Linked DNA regions of Homo sapiens: region 1 is linked to region 2. Evidence: read pairs that join two places in POLR2A ChIA-PET (ENCODE). Cell type or tissue: Panc1. All regions are shown on one strand.

Region 1 (8,000 bases), 61 kb after region 2:
TCCCCAGGATAAGTTTCTCAGTTTGCTTACCATTGTCCTTCTATTTCATGTTGCCGTTTTTCCTCACATCGTTGATGGTCCTTGCTTATAGGCTGATGGTTGATGGACCTTGGTTGACCATTCATAGCTAAGTATGAGAGAATTGAAAGACTAACAAATGCTTGTGTACACGAGTACTCTTCTGTTTAGGGTAGGAGGGCATCATTTTAGGGTAGGAAGATGAGGAGGAGGACATTAAACTGTCCTCTCCCACTTGAGAATGAAGAACCAGTGTCCATTATATTTGCCTAAACGTTTCCAGACATTTGCTTCAAAATGTTTTAGAGAAGAATATTCTGAGTTTTTTCTTATAGGGAAATTCCTGTCTGTCACATGATATGATAATACAATAATATATAATATATGGCTTTAATTACTTTTCTTGTTTGCATATCCCCAAAAACAACTTTGAAATTTTAGATAACTTCTGGTTGACATACAAAATTTTCTATCATAAGTTTGCTAAAAATGTGATTTCTAGCATGCTATAAATACTAAAATTTTAAAATATTCCTGTTACATAACTTTTGTCACTCATATAAATGTATCCAGTGGAATATAAATACAATAGTATTTTATACCTTCTATTATCCATTTTCAAAATACATGAACTCGCTATTTTTATTGTTGATAGTTTCATAATACTTCTTTTTTGACTTGGGTTTCCATTTTACTTCCCTTACAGAATTTTATTGCTTTATTTTAAGGTATTATATATTTGTGCTTGAATAAATACGTATTTTGTTGAACACCTTTTATTACATCTGCAACAAAAATATTTATATAAATTAAAATAACTTTTTCTGTATTCTATATGCCTATAATACACTATTAACTTTTTTCCTTCTCAATTCAATTATAATTAGTTCACAAATTAGAAAAAATATAACTGCAGTATACCACAAATATTGATAAATAATTGTCAAACACATAAAGTGTTATTATTTTTAAAAGTGCCTCTAAATTAAAGAAATTGGAAAGGGTCACTGTGTTCAGTTCTGCAGGTTGTACACTGCACTACTCAGGGGAGCACCATTCAAACCAAACTGTGTGGGTTGAGTGTCCCCTTTGAAGCAGTGCACCTGTGCACATATGTGCAGCAGCCCTGGGTGGTACTTTTTTTTATAACATCAGTTCATTTGTCTATGGAGAAATATTACTGACCCATATTTCTGCATCAACTCTGTTGCTATTTTTCTATGGGAATGGAAGGAGTTTCATCATGATTTCATCATCATAGTGTCATCAAACATTATTTATAATGCTCTATGAGTTGGCCTCTCAGAGTTGTTGCTATCGCTCTTGTTGATGTTTGGCACCAGGGCAGTTCACTAGAATAACAAGAGAGATATGGAAGAGGTACGCCTGCATTTTGAGCAGTGATTGTAAGAGGAGAGGTGGGAAAGAACAACCAGTGTTTTCTAAGACTGATTAGCTTTAGAAAAAGAGGACACATGGAAGATGAAAATCTTGAAATTAATTACTTTAAAATTATCTATGTTTGAAGATCTCTGTACCACTTTGTATGTAGGAGCACATGTTGTATGTATGTGGTATGGTGGGGGGTTTGGGGAGAACTCTGGTTTTGTTCTCAACTTTCAATTAAACCCTCTATTTGCGGCTGCACTTTGTTCTACTGCCCAGCTCTCTGGGGTTCTCCTGAGAACCCTGGCTCCCTCTTTCCCAGAAAACTTCTCTAGGCTATCACTTTTCTTATTCTGCTTTATCAGCCAATGGTGGCTCAACTCTTTTTCCTTTTCCAGAAACGTACCGTCCTCTCTTACCTGCAGTACCTTCCCTCCCATTCTGCATGCTTTCACTAATGCTTTACTAGTGTTTTAATGAAAGCTCAAGAGAGATGAGAAAAATAGATATTGTGAACCAAAAACTCATAGAAAGATCTCAATAAATAGTTATCATATTTACCAGCTAATCTAAATGGAGCATTAAACTATGCTTTACTCAGAGCAGCAAAGGTCCTCTTCGGGCCATTCAGGGCAGCCCAGACACTTCTTCCACTACTCAGCCTGATCATGGCACCGCTAAAATGAGCTTTGGCTAACAGAGACTATAAGCATTATATTAATGAGCCAGACTGTGATTGAAGTGTAGGCTTAAGGTCAGTGAATAGAAGCCTATACCTGCCTTACCCAAGCAAGAATTTAACTTGGAATTTCCCTAGAATCAGATAGAAGAAAAATCCCAAACTGCATTTATGAGGTCACACCAATAGGGGAAAACAGATCACTTTTAGCAAGCACATGGCTTTCAAAAACACACCTGTTTCTTTGTTATTGATAGTGTAATTAATTGATCTCTAGAATCTGATTGAAAACACTGGGCTATAAATCATGCCATATGAACAGTCCTGGATGCATCACTGCTAGTAATTCAAAGCATATTTCATCTGCCCGTGGCACGCATTTCAGGATTAGTGTCACATCTGGATTAACGAGAAACAGCAGGGGCTATTTGTTTATATGGTCACATTTCTACCTTTCATTTTACTTCATATTCAACCTGACACTGGCTATACATATCAATACACACGTCAAAGTGGGTTTATATCTCTTTGTCAGGTATCTAGGAACAAAACATTGGTTGACTCATAAGTGATGGGAAATTAACGTCATGAAATGACACTTTTGCTACCAAAAGAAAAAAACATTATTCATTGTGCCCACTACCTGAACTTGTCACCTAAGTAGAAATGTTCTTCATCATCAAGTTAATTGCAAGGATAGTCTATATTTATTCCCGAGGCCCACATTTACTTGTCTTTCAGTCATTCAATACATATTTATTGAGCACCTACTATATATATGAAAGACACAATTTTAAGTGCAGTGGGTGACACTGGTCCCTGTCCCTAAGGAAATTACAGCCCAGGGGGAAAATGACTAGTATATAAATAACCACAATATCAAATAGATACTGCAGCAATGAGATAAAAGTGACACAGCCAGTCACAAAGAGCCTTAAAGTTCTCAAAAAAAATTAGAGTGAGGTAGAAAAAAAAAATCATACTCCCTGGAAGTGTATATGTTAATATTGCGGTAATTGCTTAGAGACCAGGGCTTTCCTTATATTATTTCATTGAATCCTCACCATAACACATGAGGAAGCTATAGTATCTCTGTTTTAGAGATGAGGAAATTGAAGCAGCAAGAGGTTAGCTAACACGCCCAAGGCCACATAGTAAGCCATGCATCCAGGTTTCCAAGGCAGGTAAGTTTGATACCTAGACTGCGCCCTTAGCTTAGTTGTTCTGTTAGGCCATCCTTGCATCACTCTAAAGAAATACCTGAGACTGGGTACTTTATAAAGAAAAGAGGTTTAATTGGCTCACGATTCTGCAGATTGTACAAGCATAGCACCAGCATCTGCTCGGCTTCTGGGGAGGCCTTTACTCATGGCAGAAGCCAAAGCAGAAACGCGCGCATCACATGGTGAGAGCAGGAGCAAGACAGAGAGAGGTGGGGGAGGTGCTGCACACTTTTAAACAACCAGATCTCATGGGAAATTACCATCACCAGGACAGCACCAAGCCCTGTGATAAATCCAACCCCCAAGACCAAACACCTCCCGCCAGGTCCAACCTCCAAACTGGGGATTACATTACAACATGAGATTTGGGTCGGATAAATATCCAAACTCTATCACTCTTCTATTACTTCTGGGACAGCAAATGAAAAGTTTACTGTTACTGAAAAATGTGTTTTTATCCTTCTGTATAACTGAGGGAGATTTAAAGCCTCTAAAGTGAATTTTGACTAATATGCACATTTCTACGTCCTCCAATAAAAGTTCTGAACTGGCTCAAAGCATTCATATACATAAACTAAAACTAGCTGCTGAAAATTCCATCAGATGTAAAGAATATATGGAAATGACCCCCATTTTCCTGGCTCACGTGACTTCATATTCCAGCTGTCAGTTAGGAAACCAGGAGAGGCAATTCACAGCTGCTTGAATTCTATCTTTTTCTAGTTCCCAGCAAACCGTAAAATATTCAGTCTGACCAAACTATTTCTTTGGTTACTACTTTTGTCATTCCCAAAATTAAAACTTCAAACATACCACTCACACATACACAGAGATTTTCACACATATGGGCTTTTTGTAGCTTGCTGTTAGAAAAAATGTTCATGAAAAAGATAATTCACTTTTTCTACCCTCTGAATATTATCTAAAGGGAGTTCTGATCTGGAGCTCACCTTACTTTTTGTCTTGTGCTGTATATTCTTATTTCAATGGGTAAAACCAAGATCTTAGAATTGCCTTTATATTTTAAATACCCCTTTTTGAATCTATGAAGATTATCAAACTAACATAACCTTGCAAACAGGGGTTATTGTTCTAGATCCATTTTCTATTGTTTTATGTCTCCTGGGTCACTGAGATCCTGACAGTGTGTATTCTAAACCAGTGTTTCTCAAGGCTTAGTGTGCAGCCAGGTCACATAGAGGGCATCTGGGTCCACCCCACTGAATCTCCATCAGTAACAAGATTGCAGGTGATGCTGATGCTGCTGGTGCAAGGACGAGCCTGTGAGAACCACTGTTTTAAACCAACCTGAATAAGAAAGAGCACTGGACTAAGAGTCAAGAAACCTAGACTCTGATTCTAGATCTGCCACTGTCTGGCTGTGTGGCCTCAGACAAGTCACTTAACCTCTCTGAGACTCCATTCCCTCATTAAATGGCATGCTTTAACTAAGTAATTAATAAAAATCCCATATCATTTCATAATTTTATAACTGAGCCAAGATAGAGTATACTCTACTATGCCCACCAAACAATTTGAGGGGTCCGAGCTTAACAGTTAACATAGTCACTGTGTTTGAGAAAATACATATGTTTTCCTCCCATACTGTTAAGTTCTGCTGTTATACACCATACATATGTTTCTAAAAATCATCCCGCTATGCAAAATTGTGCAATAAAAATGGAGCTGGGGAACAACACTCAAAAACTTCAACAGTGTCTCTAGGAAAAAAGAAATTAGAAACGTAATAAAGACAATATCACACTTTCATACCTGTTAAATGGTTAAGAAATGCATAAAGAGGCCAGGCGCAGTGGCTCACACCTGTAATCCTAGCACTTTGGGAGGCCGAGGTGGGCGGATAATGAGATCAGGAGTTCCAGACTAGCCTGGCCAACATAGTGAAACCCTGTCTCTACTAAAAATACCAAAAAAATTAGCCAGGCGTGGTGGCAGGCGTGTCTAATCCCAGCTACTCGGAAAGCTGAGGCAAGGAGAATCACTATCACTTGAACCTGGGAGGCAGGGGTTACAGTGACCGAGATCACGCCACTGCACTCCAGCTCGGACGACAGTGCGAGACTCCATCTCAAAAAAAAAAAAGAAATGCATAAAGACTGCGGTCCGTGTAGCATTTAACTTGAAAAAGACTGGAGGTTTGTCATGGAAGTGGGCTGGGAAGGGTGACAACTGGTGAGTTTTTGTGAAGTGGTACAAGGAAAGTAATCTGGAATCTGACAGAAAGCCATCACAGCAGATGTGAATAGGTGTGGCTCATTGTCCTCACTTCCAGCATTAGCATAGACACCACAGTTAAGTCATCTCTCGGAGTCTTTAATCATGGAGGAAGTTTTCCTGTCTTTGCAAGGTAGGTCCTTCAAGGCATGTATGTATAATATAATAGATGCTGTATCATTAAAATTGAAATTCTGATCCAATGTGCTGCCTTCTTCTTCCTTACCTTCTCTATCACTCCTGGAAATTCTTTGATGGCTTTCTGATCTACATTTATGATTTTCCCAACAGCAGAAGACTTTGGAAATTGTAGTGATATTTAAAAATGCTACATCAACCACTGCTGGCACATAAAGGACCCATAATAAACCACTTCCGCAGGATTTGGTAATTTTCATTTAAGCTCTTTGAATCTAGACTGCATTTTCCTTTTGCAGGAATTGCTTGGCAACTTGAACCAAAACACTTACATTTGTCTGGAATATTGAAAGAGATTTTTTTCCTTTTAGTACACAGAAGGTCACAAATGTGAAGGAGTAGGAAAAGATAACCTTTGTGGATAGAGCTAGCTGGCAGGTGTTTGAAATGTGTGTAGTTTGGGCATTTGTGTATCTCTACATGGTTTGGTGTGCAGAATAATTGTGGATAAGCAAATTCAAAATTCATGTTTGACTCAAATGATTCTCTAATTTATCATGCACATTGAAACAAATTCACATTTTCAAAGCAAGTGTTAAAGTGAACTGACCGTACTTTTGATGACAAATATTAAAACTTTGATATTAGAATCACTATATGTCATGGGTAGAATATTGGAAATCTACCAAAATCTCTCATATGTGGGACTGAACACATTTAGGAAATGACTTCTACGAGATGGGAAACAATCCAAGAGAGTTATAATTTTAATATAACTAGTCACACCTTAGACACAAATGAAAGACCTGGGAGTGGAAGATCCTGACTCAGGAGCTCACTGAGGAAGGTCCTGACTCAAGTATTCACGATGTCTATTAAAATGCTATCTGAGTGGGCAGAGGATATAAACAGACACTTCTCAAAAGAAGACACTTATGCTGCCAACAGACACATGAAAAAATGCTCACCATCACTGGCCATCAGAGAAATGCAAATCAAAACCACAGTGAGATACCATCCCACACCAGTTAGAATGGCGATCATTAAAAAGTCAGGAAACAACAGGTGCTGGAGAGGACGTGGAGAAATAGGAAAACTTTTACACTGTTGGTGGGACTGTAAACTAGTTCAACCATTGTGGAAGACAGTGTGGCGATTCCTCAAGGATCTAGAACTAGAAATAACATTTGACCCAGCCATCCCATTACTGGGTATATACCCAGAGGATTATAAATCATGCTGCTATAAAGACAAATGCACACATATGTTTATTGTGGCACTATTCACAATAGCACTTGGAACCAACCCAAATGTCCAACAATGATAGACTGGGTTAAGAAAATGTGGCACGTATACACCACGGAATAGTATGGAGCCATAAAAAAGGATGAGTTCACGTCCTTTTAGGGACATGGATGAAGCTGGAAACCATCATTCTGAGCAAACTATCGCAAGGACAGAAAACCAAACACCGCATTTCTCACTCACAGGTGGGAATTGAACAATGAGAACACTTGGACACAGGGTGGGGAACACCACACACTGGGGCCTGTCGTGGGGTGGGGCGAGGGGGGAGGGATAGCATTAGGAGATATACCTAATGTAAACGACGAGTTAATGGGTGCAGCACACCAACATGGCACATGTATACTTATGTAACAAACCTGCACATTGGGCACATGTACCCTAGAACTTAAAGTATAATTAAAAATAATAATAATAATAAATAAAAATAAATTAATAAAAAAAGAATTTGGGAGGTTTCTAGTTTGAGAATATTACCAATAATTCTGAAATTTTTGTATGTCTTTTGGCCAAAATATATTGAGAATATACCTAGGAGCAGAATTGCTAAGTCATAGAATGTATATGTGTTCCAATACAGTAGGTACTGCCAAACAGTTTTCCAAAGGGGTTGTACCAGTTTGTATCCCCACCAAAAACATACAAAAATGTTGATTGTTCCATACTTTGTCATATCACATTAGATAACGTTTTAAAGTTTAGCTATCCTAATGGATGTGTAGTCATATTTCCTTATGGTATTGATTTGCATTTTTACAAATATATGATGAAATTGAGTACATTTTCATATGCTTATGATCCATTTCAATATCTTCTTTCATGAAGTGTTTCATATTTCATCTGTTTTACTAAATGTGTGGTCTTTCTTTTTCGTATACATCTGTATGTATTCTTAACATATACATTATAAACACATATTGTAAAACCTTAAAAAAAGGCTACCTGAGATAGTTTCTGAGGATGCTCAATGACATAGAGGCATTTCCACAAAATCTGAAGTTTTCAAAAAAATCTGC
Region 2 (8,000 bases):
CAGCCACAGCACCTTTTCAAGATACTTACAGAACCCGCCTATCCCATGTAGACTGATACCTGTGCAATAAAAAGTGGTCACATTAAGTGACCAGATTTTTTTAAGTTTCTGTAGTGTTGTGGTTATCATGTTCACCTATCACATTCGTCTTACCTAAGGCCAGATGTCTGCCTTTATCATGAGATCTCAGCCAGCAGAGAAGTTCTTCTCCAGGTACTTCTGGAGTCTTCAGTGGGTGACTTACATTAGCTCACATATTAGTCCTGGCTGATGCTTCCTATAGCTTCAGGAATGATTACATCACTGCTGACATTGCTGTCACCCCTGCTAACTAAAGGTCGACTCCAGAGTGATTTTCTCATCAGTTCTATGCTGGATACTTGGGAATTCAGTGATGCCAGTCCCACTGGACTCTGCAACACTCTCTGCCCCAACACACACATCCACAGCCACGTTCATGCACACACACACATACACAAAGATACAACCATACAGGCATAGACATCCACGCACCCACACAACCATATACACAGACATGCACATACACAACCACACACAATACTTTTGCAAAGTGAGAAGGCAAACTCTTCATTTTTCTATGTTCTACTCTGTCTACGGGAAAAAAAATGGGGGTCCCACAGTAGATGTGCTTGGATACTCATATTTCACAAAGTTTACTAACAGCATCCTTTCGCTATGCAATAGATGTATATATGAGATTTTTCTCTTTTTATTTTCTCCAAGATGTACATCAACTATCAGGATCTCTAAATCTAATGAGTGTTCAAATAATAACCACTGTACTAGACAATTCCCAGCTCAGTCTCACTGGTAACCTTAGTCAAGGGCCCCATCTCTTTTTACAATCTGAATTCTTCTATCATCCCAGGTTCTCCATATGTTAGGATGAGAAGCAATCACTCCAGTCACCATATAAATCAACAGTTATAGATAAGTAGTTTAGGAGAAGAGACTCAGCCAACAACACTCACCCCAGCTGGGATGGCCCGCATCTCCATTTAAACATCTTGCCTTATGTAATTATCAGTTCACCATTACAATAGCAATAGAAAGTAAGAATAGGTAATGGTCTCAACAAATATAGAAAATGAGTAGCAAGAAACATAAAACGTTAACTGCCACACACTTGGACACATCTCAATCCCCACACACCCATAAGAGGTTCAAATTATTTAGCGCTATTTTACAAAGAGGTTTAAGTTCACATAAATATCTGAATCAAGGATGACAGCTCTGAGTTCTAACACCAAATCTGAAGGTTTTTCCTACTTATGATGTTGCCTTGTGTGTTCATGGAACTTCCCGACACAGTGAACATAAGAACATTGCGAGCACTGACCTGAGAATGGGTTTTAGAATCTTTGCTCTCTATAGTACCTCCTGCTTCTGATTACAGCAGTTACTTTGAGCAAGAGTATCCATGGATGACTCATCTCATCCTCCATACAATGCAATGAAGTAGATCTAATTTCCTGTGAATTACAGAGGAGGAAACTGAGGTCAAGGAAGTTAAGTAACTTGCCTATGATCTGACACCCTGTGAGTGGCAAAGCCATGGCCCCAACAGAGGTCTGACTCCAGCTCAGCCTCCTTCCCCCATACGACTCTGTCATATGAATCTGTGTTCATAGGTCAGCACATGATTTCTCTTGCAATTATTCAGCCAGTCAGTTTAGGTCGAATTTCACATAATTTAAGACATATTGATTAGGAGAAGAAACAGGATCACAAATTTCAGTGTTTAAAGGGAATCACGGTCATATCTGCAGAAGACTTGAATTCTCCCGAATGTGTGGACTGTCTCCTAATACTAACAAGTGGTAAAAATGCAGGCTTGAGTTCTACTTGTGTTGAACTCCTAGACACTGTGCTGGCCTTTGAATGATAGCCTCACAACAGTGTAGCAGGTGAGCATTCACCTTATCTTGTACAGAATGAGGATTTAAAAATATTAACCTCAACTTATCTTGTACAGAATGAGGATTTAAATTATCTTGTACAGAATGCCTCAACTTATCTTGCACAGAATGAGGATTTTAAAATATTAACTATAGGTGTGGTGGCTCATGCCTGTAATCCCAGCACTTTGGGAGGCTGAGGTGGGCAGATCACGAGGGCAGGAGTTCAAGACCAGCCTGGCCAGCATGGTGAAACCCCATCACTACTAAAAATACAAAAATTAGCCAGGCGTGGTGGTACACACCTGAGGTTCCAGCTACTCGGGAGGCTGAGACAGGAGAATCGTTTGAACCTGGCAGGCGGTGGTTGCAGTGAGCCAAGATGGCACCACTGCACTCCAGCCTGGGGAACAGAGCAAGACTCCATCTCAAAAATAAAATAAAATAAAATAAAATAAAATAAAATAAAATAAAATAAAAAATATTAGCCACATATTCCAAAGAAATCCACGTATTCATGATCAAAAACATGATGCAAATTGAAACAGATACAATGGCACTGTATGGTGCAAAAAAAAAAAAATTGGAAATGAACTGTTAATGTATCAATACACATCTGAAAAACAATTGTTTTGTTTGTTTGTTTGTTTTGTTTTGTTTTTGAGATAGAGTCTTGCTCTGTCACCCAGGCTGGAGTGCAGTGGCACAATCTCAGCTCACTGCAAGCTCTGACTCACAGGTTCACACCATTCTCCTGCCTAAGCCTCCCCAGCAGCTGGGACTACAGGCGCATGCCACCACACCCAGCTAACTTTTTTGTATTTTTAGTAGAGACAGGGTTTCACTGTGTTAGCCAAGATGGTCTCCATCTCCTGACCTCATGATCCACCCGCCTTGGCCTCCCAAAGTGCTGGGATTACAGGCGTGAGCCACCGTGCCCGGCCTTGTTTGTTTGTTTTGAGACAGAGTCTCACTGTCACCAGGCTGGAGGGCAGTGGCGTGATCTTGGCTCACTGCAACCACTGCCTCCCGGCTTTGAGCAATTCTCCTCTCTCAGCCTCCCAAGTAGCTGGGACTACAGGTGAGCACCGCCACACCCAGCTAATTTTTGTATTTTTAGTAAAGATAGGGTTTCACCATGTTGGTCAGGATGGTCTTGAGCTCCTGACCTCGTGATCTGCCTGACTCGACCTCCCAAAGTGCTAGGATTACAAGCATGAGCCCCCGTGCCTGGCCACAGTTGTTTTTAAAAAGGGTTATGTGCAAAGGCAGAGCCATGCATCCTTTTCGCCTCCATGTCCTTTGAGAGCCCTGTCTTCATAAAGATGTGTGGCAGGGTTAACACATGAGTGAAGTAAAGCCTAGCCAGTGAGATCAACCACCCCAGGAACTGTATTAATTGCCCACTGCTGCCACAAAAAAACTATCACAAACATGACAGCTGAAAACAACAGAAATTATTGTCTCAGAGTTCTGGTGGCAAGAGGTCTGAAGTCAAAGTGTTCTCAGGGTGGGGGCTTCCTTAGACTCTCTGGAGAATCCATTTCATTCCTCTCTCCTAGCTGCTGGCAACTGTGGCGATCCTTGGCGGTCCTTTGCTTGTAGATGCATCAATTTCTGCCTCCTTCACATGTCTGAGTCTCAAATCGCTCTCTCCTCTCTCTTAAAAGGACAACAGTCATCGGACTGAGGGTCCATCCTAAATTCAGGATGATCTCATCTGGAGATCCTTAACTTAATTATACCTGCAAAGACTCTATTTCCAAATTAGGTCACATTCCCAGATACCAGGGTGTACACATTTTTGGAGAACACAATTCAAACCACTATCAGAGCCATCTAAGTGGCTCTGTTAAGGAAGACTGTATTTGCTAATTTGGGTCACTTGCTTGAGAAAGTTCAAAATAGACACAACCTTAATATGTCTACAATATTCAGACCTATTTGGCACAAAGGAAGATATGAAACAGTTTTATGGAATTTCCATACTCCAAATTAGAGGATATCCCCCCACCCCCCACCTAAGCTATTCCTATCTCTTCTCAAGTTGCAAATATCTCCACTTGTGACCTGTTGTTATAAAAGATCTCATTGATAATAGTCTTTTTCATCTGACGAATTTTTTCCTCTTTAGCCTGAATCTACTTACCTTTCACAAAACAACACACACACACACACACACACACACACACACACACACACACACACACATATGCCTGGAGCTAGACATGTAAGATTCTTTTATTTTTATCACTTCTCTATCTGGTGGTTCAGAGCACATAATGCCACATTACACATAAATAGAACCTACAGATACAGAAATCAGAGGAGAAATCAGATTGTCTCTGAAGTCAAGATAGTCTAATGGCTAAAGACTCTTGTGTGGCACAAGTCACAACAGTTAGAATGCCCAAGTTCCTTAAATAGTGACTTTAGAAATGCTAGAATATTCATGTAGTAATACAGTGCTTTTGCAAATAAGTCCAAGCAGTTTCTTAGTTTTTCCAAGTAAATGTATGCTGGTTTCAGGTTTTATTATCAGTAATTCATAATACACTAGAAATAAGCTCTCTAACACAAAATAAAACCAGATAATGGAAGTAAATTGTACAAACTAAATTTCACACACTTTGTAAAACGTGTAGGCAGTAATTATGCTCCTTATCAATATCCAGGGTGGGTAAGGATATCGATAAGGAGCGTAACTTCTGCCTACACATTTTACAATGTGTATAAAAAATAAGGAAATGGCTCAATGAAGTCATAACTAGTGTGTGTTCTAGGAACAGTGTGCTGGTAAGCAAAATCGGTAGACCATGTGTAGGCCTGACACTTCAACTTGTCATTTGAAAAAGAGAGATTATCTTACATTTCTCAATATACTCTTAATGCTGACCTGTTCTAATGGAGAACTTCCAAGCAGAATTATAGTTTTCTGAGATCTTTGGAACTCCTCAAGGTGAGCAGTGGTGGCTTCGCTGGCTTCTTTGTGGATTTCGTGACTCTTATTGGAACTCCCAGGTGCTTCAGAATTCAGAGTCTCCTCCCGGCCACTCTCATCTGTTTACCCCAAGAAAATCACATGGAATTCCACTTGTTTTTGTCAATTTAATGTTGACTAAACACACAATAGACTCATCACTGATTTTCTTATATGCAGTAAAGTTTGGTTTTTTCATAATCGACCAACTAGCAAATTATTTTCTATTTCATGTACTGGAAAACAACTAAAGCACAGAAGTTTGAAGATTAAAAAACAACCACCACCACCTTTGTTTATCCCATAATGTTTACAAACTCAACAAAGTACAGCTATACATTTAAGCCTTTTTCCCAGTTACCAAATATATCTTGAAATGTGGATACTGTGCTTTTCTGTACGTTAATATTACATGTTGTTTACTCCAACATCTTACCACTTACTCACTGTGTTGCTGTAACCAGTTTAGGAGATGAATAGGCTTAGAAGAAGCCAGAGCTCTCTGGTTCATTTTCCCACCTTAGGATCTCTGAGAACATTTCCTGAGCTCTGCACACAGAGGCACTTTATTTGGGCTACCTTGTTTATTTGCATAGAAATGCCAGCATTTATATAAATGGTATGTGTACTTTACTTCACTATCACCTGAAAACAGTATCATGTACAAAAGATATCTATTCATCCAGCCAGATGCATGCTGTAAATAGAAAATGATCTTCCTTCTTCCAGTCTGTAAAAAATGCTGGAAGGTATAATACGAAATTTTCCACGTCTCCTATTCTAGAATTTTAACAAGAATCATGAGAAGAGAGCTTCTTTTGCAGGAGGAAATGAGATGGCATGCTGGAGAAAGCACTGAGTTAGTGTCCAGAGGCCCACTGGCCTTGTTCTATGCTCCCTGATGCACCATATTACTTTGCATAAGACTTTATACTTTCTAAGTCTCAGCTACATCCTCTTCTATAAAATAGTTCATAAAATGCCTCTTCTATAAATTCTATGAGACTTTTGTAAGTCCATAAATGATTTCCGAAGATCTATTAGATGCTATCTGTAAATGTGTGACTTGGGTGGTTTCAAAGGATCCAAGCTGAAAAAGCCATCAGAATGGAAAAGAAACAGCAGCACTAAAAGGTATTCAATAGGTTTGCTGACTCAGAAGTTAGACTAAACACAGAAAGGCCTGACTTAAGCATAACCATTTATGATGCTTAATTTTAAGCATCAGCTTGACCAGGCTATGGTGCCCACCTGTTTGCCCAAACACCAATCTAGATGTTGTTGTGAAGGTGTATTTAGATGTGATTAATATTTAAATCAGTAGAGTTTGAGTAAAGCAGATTACTCTTCACAATGTTTGTGGGCCTCATCCAATCAGTCGAAGTTCTTAAACATATAGATTGAGGCTTTCCAAAGAAGAAGGAATTCAGTCTCAAGGCCACAGCGTAGACACTCTGGTTGCATTTCCAGCCTGCTGGCCTGCCCCACGCATTTCAGTCTCAAGACTCCAACATCAACCCCTACCTGAGTTTCCAGACTGCTGCCTGTGGAATTCAGATGCGAGACTGCAATTTCAACTCCTGCCTGAATTTCACATCAACTCTTACCTGATTCTCCAGCCTGCCAGCCTGTCTGAAGGATTTCAGACTTGCTATCCCAGCTACGGAGTGAAGCAATTTCTTAAAATAAATGCCTCTCTATATATTATCAAACCAACTGGATTCCACTTCTCTGGATAATTCTAATACACCATTTGAACTTGGGATCCCTCAGAATGAGGTGGCTTGAAAACTGAGTTTGCTTTGTTTATAAAGGCAAAAAGTAATAAATGGTTGACCACACAAACTGATAGCAAAAAAGTAAAGGGGAGGTGTACCCAAGCAGGAATAAAATTTTGAAGGGTATTATACTGTACATGGGGATAAAAATGGGGACTAACCTTTAAAGGTTGTTATGAAGTTTAAACAAGTGAATTATTTAGAACTGCTTAGGACAGTTCCAGGCACCTAGGAAGGACTCAAATGTTTAACTGGCATTAATATTTTCACCAGCAGGATTACTGTTACTATCTTTATTATTCTAGGTGTCACATCTGCTCATGTAATAATAATTTAGTCCTCATAACTACTCCATATGACAGGTGTTATATGTTCATTTGGCAAAAATGACAAAGAAAGGTTAATTAATTGGTCCAGGGTCACACAGCTAGTAAATGATGAAGTCTAAGCATAAATTTAATAGAAATAATAACTATTAGAAGACTTTATCATGATCAGCCCTCTCCTATTATATGCTTTGAGGAGTTATTATAATAAGGAAGACAAAATGATTGAGAAGCACTAAGCACATACAGTAAAAACATAATAATAATAGAATTATTCCCCATGAAATATACAGCAACTTATATTTAATTCTTTGGTAAAAACTGTAATATGGTTCTGGCATGAATTTATATGTGTTAAACTAAGAATTTAGAATTGAGTTTTTTAAATGTTACCTTTAAATTCTTAGTTTAATACATAAAATAAGTTTTTACTTAAAGAGCCTAACATTTGCAAATATGAATTTCCATACTAAGGTTGAGAACAATATACTATTTGCCTTCTACCACCCCAAAGCATTTGTTCAAAAGCTAAGACCAGTCTTTAAAAAGAGTAGCACATAGCCTCATAAATTAGTGAATCCAAGTATGCTGTATGCCATTTTAAGATCCTTCAACAGTAAATCTTAAATCATTTTCACCATTTAGGGTTATAAATTGTATGCAATTATAGGAAATTGGGTCATAATTACTTTTCCCCTAAACTTCAGCTACATTTAAATATCTACAACAATCAAAAGCTCACGTAGGTTATCAGTGAATGGTTATATTTAGAAAAGATAGGTGAGCATTTGCAAGAAACCATTTCAATCAATTTACAACTAATATTAAAACAAAAGATTGAAGATAATTGGTCTCTTACCTTGGGGTTCTCCTTGTCTGCTCTCATCAAAAAGCTTCGTTAATCGATTATAGAAAATTCTATCGTCATCTTGTGGGAGTGTTAAAAGAACATGTGCATGATAACTTTCTCATCAATTAATTTATAGATGTGCAAACA

What was found. Peaks named below come from ENCODE experiments on the same cell type or tissue, not always from the same donor. Only the 100,000 strongest peaks of a DNase experiment are listed, where the experiment ranks them.
Region 1: POLR2A ChIA-PET joins it to region 2 with 9 read pairs; 2 of 35 experiments call an interaction of 5 or more read pairs at or near these places.

The regions. Positions count from the first base shown.
Region 1 is chr6:9,956,274-9,964,273 of GRCh38, forward strand. It overlaps the pseudogene OFCC1. Among named protein-coding and RNA genes, the nearest start is that of TFAP2A-AS2, 440 kb to the right of the region's middle. In Panc1, no CTCF peak of the experiment used is centred here; no DNase peak of the experiment used is centred here; H3K27ac peaks cover 267 bases.
Region 2 is chr6:9,895,511-9,903,510 of GRCh38, forward strand. It overlaps the pseudogene OFCC1. Among named protein-coding and RNA genes, the nearest start is that of TFAP2A-AS2, 500 kb to the right of the region's middle. In Panc1, no CTCF peak of the experiment used is centred here; no DNase peak of the experiment used is centred here; H3K27ac peaks cover 822 bases.